3 separate regions of the Homo sapiens genome follow, and all the other regions are linked to region 3. Evidence: read pairs that join two places in POLR2A ChIA-PET (ENCODE). Cell type or tissue: PC-9. All regions are shown on one strand.

Region 1 (4,000 bases), 110 kb before region 3:
GCTGGTGATCACACTCAGTTTTGCACAGAAGCCCGAGAAAATCCTTACACCCAAAAGCCTACCTTTTATTTCTGAGGACACCCATAATACTATTTTATTCAACAGATATTTATTCAATATCCACTATGAGCCAGGCACTGGGGACACAGCAGTGAGCAAAACAAATTCCCTGACCCCATGGAATTGACCTTCTAGTGGGGGAAGGTATTAGCAATAAATAGACAAATAAGTGTCTACTACGCCAGATGGGAAGAAGTGGCTGTGAAGACAGAGCAAACTAGAGAAACATAGAGTCAATGTGGGATGGGGTGTTCTTTTAGGGGGGTGGTCAGGGAAAGCTTATCTGAGTAGTTAGCTTTTAAGCAGAGACCCCAATGAAGAGGAGGGAGATATGCGATGCATTTAGTTAGGGGAAGAACATTCCATGAAAATAGGATAGCAAGTGCAAAGGCCCTGAGACAGCAGCATGCTTTGTGTGTTGAGGGAACAGTAAGGAGACCAGTGTGGTTGGTGTGAATGGAGTGAGAAGGAGCAGCAGGGGTTGAGGGCAGAATGGTAGTGAGGAGCAGGCCCTTATAAAAGATGGGAAGCCACTGGAGATCTTTCAACAAAGGGGAAAAGTATGTTTCTGTTCTTGCAATAAAATAGAACAGCAAAAAATCTAGGGGAGTTGCTAATTAGCCAGTTTTACTTATATGCCAGGTGAAAATATGTGGCTAGGTGCAGTGGCTCATACCTGTAATTGCAGCAGTTTGGGAGACCGAAGTGGGCAGATCATCTGAGATCAGGATTCAAGACCAGCATGGCCAACATGGTGAAACCCCATCTCTACTAAAAATTAAAAAATAAGCCAGGCGTGGTGTTGGATCCCAGCTACTTGGGAGGCTGAGGCAGTAGAATTGCTTGAACCCGGGAGGCAGAGGTTGCAGTGAGCCGAGACTCTGTCTAAAAAAAAAGAAAAAAAGAAAATACACATTCAGGCCAGGTGCAGTGGCTCACGCCTGTAATCCCAGCACTTTGGGAGGCTGAGACAGGTAGATCACTTGAGGTCAGGAGTTCGAGACCAGCCTGACCAACATGGCAAAACCCTGTCTCTACCAGAAATACAAAAATTAGCCAGGCGTGGTGGCGTGTGCCTGTAGTCCCAGCTACTGGGGAGGCTGAAGTAGGGGAATGGCTTGACCCCAGGAGGTGGAGGTTATAGTGAGTCGAGGTTGCACCACTGCCCTCCAGCCTAGGTGACAGAGTGAGACTGTCTCAAAAAAAAAAGAAAGAAAATATACATTCCATCCAGAACTGTTCACCTTTATTCTACAAGCAAACATCTTTTATTGGTTAGACACCCATATATGTGTCCCTAAGCAGGAGGTGAATGCCAAATAAGAGACAAATGGCGTAAGACACTATGAGTTGTGTGACGTTGGGCATGTCACTTTACTCCCTCTGAGCCTTGGTTAGCTTCTCTGTAAAATGAAAGGATTATGGTAACTAAGCTGGCTTCCTTCCAGCTTTAACAAACTGTATGGAGGTACTTTTTGGAGTTACCTGGGTAATTTTTGAGTGTGAGATTGGCTAGAATTGCTTTAATATACCATGTCTGGCCTTAGCTTTTTGCAGAGTCTTTGTGAAGAAGCAGAGGCGGAGTAGCGTTAATTCCGTAAGTTAACGTTCAGTTCGTGGCAGCTGGCAATCCAACCCTGGGAAAGGCTGCCGGATTTAGCAAAAATGCAAGGTGTCTGTTTTTAAATTTGAAATGAATTGGGTATCCTGCATTTTATTTGGCAACCCTGTCCTGGGACTCACACTATTCACTGTTATCACTGGTATGTTCAAAGTGGTGCTGACTTGCCCTCTGTCTTGCAAAGTACCAGGAGGTCTTTTCTTATTCTTCACTGGAGTCAAAAAAGAGAATAGAGGAAAAGACAATCATATTGTTCCTTTAAGAGTTAAGACCAACAAGTTTTCTTCTTTACATGTTGTTTTTGACATGAGCAAACTGGTGATTAAAAACAACTTGGGTGGCTCATACTTGTAATCCCAGCACCTTGGGAAGCTGAGGTGGGAGAATAGCTTGAGGCCAGGAGTTCAAGCCAGGGCAACATAGTGAGACCCCATCTCTACAAAAGATACAAAAATTAGCCAGGCGTGGTGGTACACCTGTAGTCCCAGCTGCTCTGGAGGCTGAGATGGGAGGATCAGTTGAGCTTGGGAGGCAGAAGTTGCAGTGAGCTGAGATCATGCCACTGCACTCCAGCCTGGACAACAGAGCAAGACCCTGTCTCAAAAAAGGAAACAAAACAACTTGGACAATGGAAGGGGGAAAAAGTTCCTCAAGCAGCCAAAATTGCACCAAATGGACTCCCAGAAGACAAGCATTTAATTTGTTAATTGAGCCCTCTATGGGCCTGTCTGTATTTATTTAAGAAACAATCCTATCAAGCATAGTTATTGGGTTTCTCAGCCCAGGTAGATTAGAAATAGCAGATTAGAGGTGGGCTAGGTTTCTAGAGGTAAAGTACACCAGCAGAAGTTAGAAGTGAAAGCAAAGAGCCTAACAGAGGAAGAGAAATTCTTTTTTTTTTCTTTTTTTAGACGCAGTTTTGCTCTTGTTGCCCAGGCTGGAGTGCAATGGCGCTATCTCGGCTCACTACAACCTCAGCCTCCTGGGTTCAAGTGATTCTCCTGCCTCAGCCTCCCGAGTAGCTGGGATTACAGGCATGCACCACCACACCCGGCTAATTTTGTATTTTTAGTAGAGACAGGGTTTCTCCATGTTGGTCATGCTGGTCTCGAACTCCTGACCTCAGGTGATCCGCCCACCTTGGCCTCCCAAAGTGCTGGGATTACAGGGATAAGCCACTGCGACCGGCCGACAAATTCTTAAAACTGGACACAAGAACACAAAACGCTTGGGCTGCTGAGAGATTAGAACAACAACCCTCCACAGCTACACACCTTTTCCACGTTATATGGCACGTTATAAGTGGGTGTTCCTAGTGATGGTTCTGATTTTTTTTAAAAAAAGTCTAAATATGTTTAATGTTGTCTCAGAAGACAAAATATATTTTAGACAGATATTCCTCAGTGATGAGTAAGCCTCAGCTATCTGGAAAATTCATGCAGGCGCCAGAGATCGTTACTGAGTAATTCAAGCTAACTGCGTCATGCTGGTTGTACCCTGCATGCCAATATCAGCTAAAAGCAGCACCACGAAAGGGAAATACGAATCTCACTAAGCACTCGCCCATTCTTGTTAACGACACTGGAACTGATCATCCTTAATAATACACAGATAAATCTATCAGGAGCATTTCCTTGCTTCCTGTGAAAGGAAGCACTCATTCCATGTGTCCTGTGAAATTCATCCAACTTCAGGAAGCTGGAGGAATACATATGGCCAAGCTATCTGGGCAGAGAGTAGACAGGGAATGGAGGTTGGGCACAGTGGCTCACACCTGTAATCGCAGCCATTTAGAAGGCAAAGGCGGGCAGATCACTTGAGCTCAGGTGTTCAAGACCAGCCTGGGCAACATGGCTAAGTCCTGTCTCTGCAAAAAATACCAAAAACTGAGCTGGATATGGTAGCACACACCTGTGGTCCCAGCTACTTGGGAGGCTGAGGTGGGAGGGTTGCTTGACCCCGGGAGTTTGAGGCTGCAATGAGCTGTGATTGTGCCACTGCACTCCAGCCTGGATAACAGAATGAGACTCTGTCCCAAAAATAAAAAATAAAATCAAAGACACTTAAAAAGATGGGGAAAAGGAAGGACAGGCACTTAAGCAAGTTATAAGCTACTTTCCTAACTACACAAGTGGAATCTTAAGCTGAGGTTCCCAGGAGTTGACTGGAGCCAGAGAAGACAGACCTATAGGAGCACCCAATTGGAGTCACCCTCCATAGTAGCCCATATGTCTTACATGGATCAGCTTTCGTGGGGCCCTTTTACTCCATCTGGGGAAGGGCGTCAGATCTGTGGCTCTCATGTACTGCTCAGTACAC
Region 2 (4,000 bases), 180 kb after region 3:
CTCCTGCCTCAGCCTGCCAAGTGCCTACGACTGCAGGTGCGCGCCGCCACGCCTGACTGGTTTTCGTATTTTTTTGGTGGAGACGGGGTTTCGCTGTGTTGGCTGGGCTGGTCTGCAGCTCCTAACCACGAGTGATCCGCCAGCCTCGGCCTCCCGAGGTGCCGGGATTGCAGACGGAGTCTCGTTCACTCAGTGCTCAATGGTGCCCAGGCTGGAGTGCAGTGGCGTGATCTTGGCTGGCTACAACCTCCACCTCCCAGCTGCCTGCCTTGGCCTCCCAAAGTGCCGAGATTGCAGCCTCTGCCTGGCCGCCACCCCGTCTGGGAAGTGAGGAGCGTCTCTGCCTGGCCGCCCATCGTCTGGGATGTGAGGAGCCCCTCTGCCTGGCTGCCCAGTCTGGAAAGTGAGGAGCGTCTCTGCCCGGCCGCCATCCCATCTAGGAAGTGAGGAGCGTCTCTGCCCGGCCGCCCATCGTCTGAGATGTGGGGAGTGCCTCTGCCCTGCCGCCCCGTTTGGGATGTGAGGAGCGTCTTTGCCCGGCCGCCCCGTCTGAGAACTGAGGAGCCCCTCCGCCCGGCAACCACCCCGTCTGGGAAGTGAGGAGTCCCTCTGCCCGGCAGCCGCCCCGTCTGGGAAGTGAGGAGCGTCTCCGCCCGGCAGCCACCCCGTCCGGGAGGGAGGTGGGGGGGGTCAGCCCCCGCCAGGCCAGCCGCCCCGTCCGGGAGGGAGGTGGGGGGGGTCAGCCCCCCGCCTGGCCAGCCGCCCCATCCGGGAGGTGAGGGGCGCCTCTGCCCGGCCACCCCTACTGGGAAGTGAGGAGCCCCTCTGCCCGGCCAGCCACCCCGTCCGGGAGGGAGGTGGGGGGGTCAGCCCCCCGCCCGGCCAGCCGCCCCGTCCGGGAGGGAGGTGGGGGGGTCAGCCCCCCGCCCGGACAGCCGCCCCGTCCGGGAGGGAGGTGGGGGGTTAGCCCCCTGCCCGGCCAGCCGCCCCGTCTGGGAGGTGAGGGGCACCTCTGCCCGGCCGCCCCTACTGGGAAGTGAGGAGCCCCTCTGCCCGGCCACCACCCCGTCTGGGAGGTGTACCCAACAGCTCATTGAGAACGGGCCATGATGACAATGGCGGTTTTGTGGAATAGAAAGGGGGGAAAGGTGGGGAAAAGATTGAGAAATCGGATGGTTGCCGTGTCTGTGTAGAAAGAGGTAGACATGGGAGACTTTTCATTTTGTTCTGTACTAAGAAAAATTCTTCTGTCTTGGGATCCTGTTGATCTGTGACTTTACCCCCAACCCTGTGCTCTCTGAAACATGTGCTGTGTCCACTCAGGTTTGAATGGATTAAGGGCGGTGCAAGATGTGCTTTGTTAAACAGGTGCTTGAAGGCAGCATGCTCCTTAAGAGTCATCACCACTCCCTAATCTCAAGTACCCAGGGACACAAGGCCGCAGGGTCCTCTGCCTAGGAAAACCAGAGACCTTTGTTCACTTGTTTATCTGCTGACCTTCCCTCCACTATTGTCCTGTGACCCTGCCAAAACCCCCTCTGCGAGAAACACCCAAGAATGATCAATTAAAAAATAATAATAAATAAATAATAAATAAATAAATAAATAAATAATCCTTTTTGCCTTCGAGTTTAGTGGAGCATCGGGAGAAGGCAGAGCTCTGTCTGTGTGCTCAGCCTAACTTCCTTAACAGAATTCACAGTCAGTCTAACTTAACCTCCACAACAACATCAAGGGGCCAAGAATGCACAATGGGGAAAAGATAGCCTCTCCAAGAAATGGTGTTGGGGAAACTGGATATCCACATGTGGAAGAATGAAATTGGACCCTTCTCTTACATCAAAATCAACTCAAAATTGATGAAAGACTTCAACACTAGAAGAAAACTACTAGAAGAAAACATAGGGGGAAAGCTCCGTGACAGTCTGGGTGATGGTTTTTTGGATATGATCCCAAAAGCATAGGCAACAAAAGCAAAAATAGACAAATGGGACTACATCAAACTAGATAGCTTTTGCACAGTAAAAGAAACAATCAACACAGTAAAGACAGAACCAATGGAATTGGAGAAATTATTCGCAAACTATGCATCTGATAAGGGGTTAACATCCAAAATATATAAGTGACTCAACTTAATAGCAAGGAAACAAATGACTCAATTAAAAAATGGGCAAAGGACTTGAATAGACATTTCTCAAAAAAAGACATATGAATGGACAACAGGTATATGAAAAAATGCATCACTGATCATCAGAGAAATGCAAATTAAAACCACAAGATATCACCTAATACCTGTTAGAATGGCTGTTATAAAAAAGACAGAAGATACCAAGTGTTGGCAAGGATGTGGAAAAAAGGAAACCTATACACTGTTGGTGGGAGTGTAAATTAGAATAGCCATTATGGGCTGGTCAGGAGTTTGAGACCAGCCTGGCCAATATGGTGAAACCCCCGTCTCTACTAAAAATACACAAATTAGGCAGGCATGGTAGTGCATGCCTGTAGTCCCAGCTACTCAGGAGGCTGAGGCAGGGGAATCGCTTGAACCTGGGAGGCAAAGGTTGTAGTGAGCTGAGATTGCACCTCTGCACTCCAGCCTGGGCAAGAGTGAGACTCTGACTTAAAAAAAAATAGCCATTAGGGAAAACAGTATGGAAGTTCCTCAAAAAACTAAAAATAGAACTACTATATGATCCCACAATCTCACTACTAGGTATGTATCCAAAGGAAATGAAATCAAGTCAGTCCAAGAGATATCTGTACTCCCATTTTGTTGCAGTATTATTCAAATAGCCAAGGATGCAGAATCAACCTAAGTGTCCATCAACAAATGAACGGATAAAGAAAATGAGCCTGGAGGACATTGTTAAGTGAAATAAGCCAGACACAGAAAGACAAATACTGTGTGATTTCACTGAAAACTGAAATCTAAAAAAGTCAAACTCATAGAAGCAGAAAGCAGCATGGTGGTTATCAGGGGCGAGGAGGGGAGAGGATTGGAAGATGTTGGTCAAAGAATACAAAATTTCACTTAGACAGGAAAAATAAGTTCAAGGATCGATTGTACAACCTGGTGTCTATAGTTAATAGCTATGTATTATATACTTGAAAACTGCTGAGAGGAGACTTTAAGTGTTCTCTCCATAAATAGGTGAGATAATGCATATATAAATTAGCTTGATTTAGCCATTCCACAATGTGCATAGATGTCAAAACATCGTGCTGTACACCATAAATGTATACAAGTTGTATTTGTCAATTTAAAAAATAAAAAAATGCCAAGGGGCCAGTATCATTATCCTCATTTTCCAAATAAGAAAACAGGCTCAGAGTGGATGTCTGAGGGCTTGAATGTGGCAGGACCCAGAACTGCTCACGGCCCCGTGACTCCAACACTCTTTGCACAGCTGTGCACAGCTCTCCTTGCAATGCCCAGAGAAGGTTATGCCCTCCACAGCTACAAAGATATTGGGTCTTCTGTGGCAAAACCCTGGTGACAGTGGATGCCCTGGGGTGACCACGCCGTCTTCCATCTGAATGTATCCTCCTACTGTCTGCTGTGTTAGAGATGAGGCATTATGAGAAGGAGAAACTATTTGTCAAATGTAATTAACAATTAGAAATGACCTAAATGTCTAACGGTAGCAGATTGGGTAAATAAATAATCATAGAGCCACATAAGAAGTACTATTTGGCTGTTCAGAACAATTAAGTAGAAGAGTATTTAATTTCATGGAAATGCTCCTGACATATTGGTACATTAGAAAAAGCAGACTGCCTAAGCAGTGAGCATGGTACAATTCCATTTTAACAACAACAACACACATATCATAACGAGTCAACATTTATATACCCATACTCATATTCATAGCAGCATATTCACAATAACGAAAACATAGAAGCAAACCAAGTGTGCATCGATGGATGAATGGACAGGGAAAATGTGGCAGATACACACGATGGAATATTATTCAGCCTTAAATGGGAAGAAAGTTCTGTC
Region 3 (4,000 bases):
CCCAACCGTAGGCTAATGTAAGCGTTCTAAGCATGTTTAAGGTAGGTGACACTAAGCTATGATGTTCCGTAGGTTAGGTGTATTAAATGCATTTTTGACTTACAATATTTCCTACTTACCATGGCTTTATCAGGACATAACCTCATCGAAAGTCAAGGAACAACTGTACTGGCTTGCTCCCCACCTCACCTCCCTGGATCTGTACTCCACCATCCCCTTCTCAGGGAAGTTTTCCCTGACTGCCCTTTTTTGCTGTGTTTTTTTTTTAGATGAAGTTTTGCTCTTGTTGCCCAGGCTGGACTGCAATGGCACAATCTCGGCTCACTGCAACCTCCGCCTCCCAGGTTCAAGCGATTCTCCCGCCTCAGCCTCCCGAGTAGCTGGGATTATAGGCACGCGATACCACACCTGGCTAGTTTTTGTAGTTTTAGTAGAGACAGGGTTTCACCACATTGGCCTGGCTGGTCTTGAACTCCTGACCTCAAGTGATCCACCTGCCTCGAACTCCCAAAGTGCTGGGATTATAAGTGTGAGCCACTGTGCCTGGCCTCTGATTGCCCTATTTAAAAGGACAGCATCAACTCCCCTTTCTGCTCCCCTTGACAAGGGTTCCTTGTGTTCCCCTTTTAGTTTCCTTCACAGCACTTACTAGCATCTGACGAAGTCTATATTTTTACTTGTGTATTTAGGTTTTTTTTTTAGATGGAGTACTCTGTCACCCAGGCTGGAATGCAGTGGCACGATCTTGGCTCATTGCAACTTCTGCCTTTTAGGTTCAAGCGATTCTCCTTCCTCAGCCTCCCAAGTAGCTGGGACTACAGGCATGAGCCACCACACTGCGCTAATTTTTGTATTTTTAGTAGTGACAGGGTTTCACCATGTTGGCTAGGCTGGTCTCGAACTCCTGACCTCAGGTGACTTGCCCACCTTGGCCTCGCAAAGTACTGGGATTACAGGCGTGAGCCACTGCGTCTGGCCGTGTATTTGTTCATTATCTGCTTTCCCCTATGAGAATCTGAGCAACATAAAGACAGGGACTTTTGACTGCTGTGGTTGCTGTTGTATCCTCAGCACCAGGGAAGTCCATAGTAGGTGCTCAATAAATATTTGTTGGCTGAATAACAGCTACCATTTCTGGAATGCCAAGCACGGAACCAATCATTTTGCATATGCTATTTCATCGGATCTTCCTCTCAAGCCTGTGAGTGTAGGCATCATTACGCTTACAAAAGAGGAAACTGCTGCTCAGAGAGGTGGCGTGAGTACCCAAAGCCACACAGCTAATAAACGGCAGAGGTGGGACCTAACCCAGATCCATCTGACACCATGGCTTGTGTTGCTAATCACTTTGCAATTCTGCCTCCCAAGTTACTAAATCACCCAGTCTCAATTTCCTTATGAGTCAAGTAAGATGTACTCTGGTCTCCTCACAGGGTTATTACAAACGTGAAAATTTGTCAGCAGGCCTGGCAGCCTGAGTTACGGAAATGAAGCTGAGCAAGTGGTGCTATGTCCACGGCGTGCTGGTCTGAGCAGCCAGGCTTCCTGCAGGTGTGGTGAATCAAGCCAGGGAGCCCACAGCTTTCACGTGTAATCATGACTTTTCTGTAAACACCAGACTCCCTGAGAATACCTGCCATGCCCTCCTACCTGAGTCAAGCTCAGTCACTGGCAGTGACCAATGAGGTAGGAGGTCCTCCGGTCCCTCCCTGGAAATGTGTCCACGCCAAGGGTGTGACCTTGCTCTGGGCACGTTTGGCTAAAGTGCAGCTAAGTCAGTCGTTCATTGATTTAACACACATGAGCTTTGGAGTTAGGCAACCTGGTTCAAATTCTGGCTTTGGAATGAGCTGTGTGACCTTGGGTAAAACAGTCAGTGTCTCTGTGCCTGTTTCCTCATCTGGAAAGGCAGAAAATCAGTGTCAATCTCACTGGGTTGTTGTGAAGATTCAACGAGGCAGTGCATAAAGTGTCAGATGTGTAGAAAACACTCCATAAATGTTAGCAATTATGATTATCACACAAGCTTGGCAAGTTTACTGTAGAAACTTTGAAAATACAGATGCATAAAGCTAACATAAAATGTCCATTTCAGTCTCTCCAAAAACCAGCACTATGTTTTGAGTGTATATCCTTTCAGATGTTTTTCTATTCCTGTCGATTTAGGCCTTGTTTTTCTCCCTACAAAAATGGGATTACACAGCACATACTGTTTGGTAACTTGCTATTTTCATGAACTCTATATCATAAGCAGTTTCCAAGCCAGGAAAATCTTTCTACAACAATATAACATGGTGGTTAAAGAGCCCAGGCACTGAAAGCAGACTGCCTGGATTTGAATTCCCAACTCTGTTACTATGTGACCTTAGGCAAGTGCCTTAACTCCTCTGTGCCACAGTGTCCTCATCTGTAATATGGTGCTAGTAATCTCTATCTCATAGGATTGTTGTGAGGATTAAAACAAAATGTATCTGATACTTGGAGTGGCGGCTGCCATAGTTAGTGCTGTGTATAATCATCCTCCATGCCACACTGACTTCCATGGTAAGGATATGTGATAAAGTGTTTGGTCAGTCCTCTCCCAAACTAGCCCTGTTCTAAACACTACAGTGAACATCTTCCATTAACATGGTTCTGGCCTGGTGTGGTGTCTCACGCCTGTAACCCCAGCACTTTGGGAGGCCAAGGCAGGTGGATCACCTAAGGTCAGGAGTTTGAGACCAGCCTGGCTAACATGGCAAAACCCCATTTCTACTAAAAACACAAAAATTATCCAGGCGTGGTGGCGTGTGCCTATAGTCTCAGCTACTCTGGAGGCTGAGGCAGGAGAATCACTTGAACCCAGGAGGCAGAGATTGCAGTGAGCTGAGAATGCACCACTGCACTCCAGCCTGGGTGACAGAGCAAGACTCCATCTCAAAAAAAAAAAAAATAGGTTTCTCTAGGGGATACAGGTACATGTGTTAAGAGGTGGCCATCGAAATGTTTGGACTTTTCTGTGATTCTTACAGGGCAGGAACAAAGCTCAAGACAGCTAGTGGGCTTGCGGGGATTGAACGGGCTGACAGAGGTGGGAATACCATTTCCTTATATGTGAAACAGGGTTTAATGATCTGGCCTCTAGAGCTGTTCTGGGCTCAGCTGAAGCCCAAGTGCAAATCCCTTCATCAGAAAGTCCCAGAAGGAGGGACAAGCCTAAATTCCTCTGTAGGCCTTGGTCTTTTGAATGAGGGCAAATTACTTCCCTTCCTTGTTTCACTCATTTGTAAAATGGCCACTGCTGATCTCTGCTTCCTGACTGGTGAAGGTGTGGGGAGCTGGGGCCTTCTGGCAGGAGGCCCACTTCTGTGCCCTTAGAATCCCAAAGGGCCATTTCAGGACTCAGAGGAAAAAGGCTGGCACTTGGCTGGAGCCAAAAGGGCTTGTGCTAGAGTGGGTCATGGAAAAAAGAGCTGGGTCTGGAGGAGTGAAAGAGGAAGAGTATGGAGATGGGCAGTCCTGCTCTGGCCTCTCCTTGGGTCTTGGCAAGAAGGCCATTCCCATCATCTCACCCCAACTCTACCCATCAATAGCTATATACAGGCACCACAGCTTGCTCAGCTTGTGCTTTGAGCTAGATTGCTCTACCACACCTATTATGTGACCTTGTTTCCTCTCAGCCTCAGTTTTCTCATTTGTAAAATGGAGCTAGCACAATCTGCTTCTAAACATAGAACTAGAAGCACCACCTCCAGAGGAGATCTTGGCACAGGGTGGGCTGGTGACTCAACCAAGGACACTAGTGAGTTGCCATGTGAATTGGGATTGGAACTTAGACCTCCAGACCTTCAGATTGTTTGTCAGCCATCACCCTCAGATTTTCTCTGCCCTTTCTCTGCTTCCACATAGTCCTAGAGCTCAACAGTAACTCTCAGCCACAACCTCCATTGCTCCCAGCCACTCCGCACTTTTGCCACAGCATGAGATGCCCTGTCAGGGTCTATTTAATAGTAGGCTAGAC

What was found. ChIA-PET counts read pairs that join two places held together with the same protein. Peaks named below come from ENCODE experiments on the same cell type or tissue, not always from the same donor. Only the 100,000 strongest peaks of a DNase experiment are listed, where the experiment ranks them.
Region 1: POLR2A ChIA-PET joins it to region 3 with 5 read pairs; 2 of 35 experiments call an interaction of 5 or more read pairs at or near these places.
Region 2: POLR2A ChIA-PET joins it to region 3 with 7 read pairs; 2 of 35 experiments call an interaction of 5 or more read pairs at or near these places.

Annotation. Positions count from the first base shown.
Region 1 is chr1:25,317,327-25,321,326 of GRCh38, forward strand. All of the region lies in intron 8 of RHD (Rh blood group D antigen), which reads left to right. It also overlaps a transcript of RSRP1 not described here. Among named protein-coding and RNA genes, the nearest start is that of TMEM50A, 19 kb to the right of the region's middle. In PC-9, no CTCF peak of the experiment used is centred here; no DNase peak of the experiment used is centred here.
Region 2 is chr1:25,603,367-25,607,366 of GRCh38, forward strand. No RefSeq gene overlaps it. Among named protein-coding and RNA genes, the nearest start is that of MAN1C1, 11 kb to the right of the region's middle. In PC-9, no CTCF peak of the experiment used is centred here; no DNase peak of the experiment used is centred here.
Region 3 is chr1:25,424,139-25,428,138 of GRCh38, forward strand. It overlaps a transcript of RHCE not described here. Among named protein-coding and RNA genes, the nearest start is that of MACO1, 4.8 kb to the right of the region's middle. In PC-9, no CTCF peak of the experiment used is centred here; a DNase peak (open chromatin) is centred at 1,573; H3K27ac peaks cover 1,851 bases.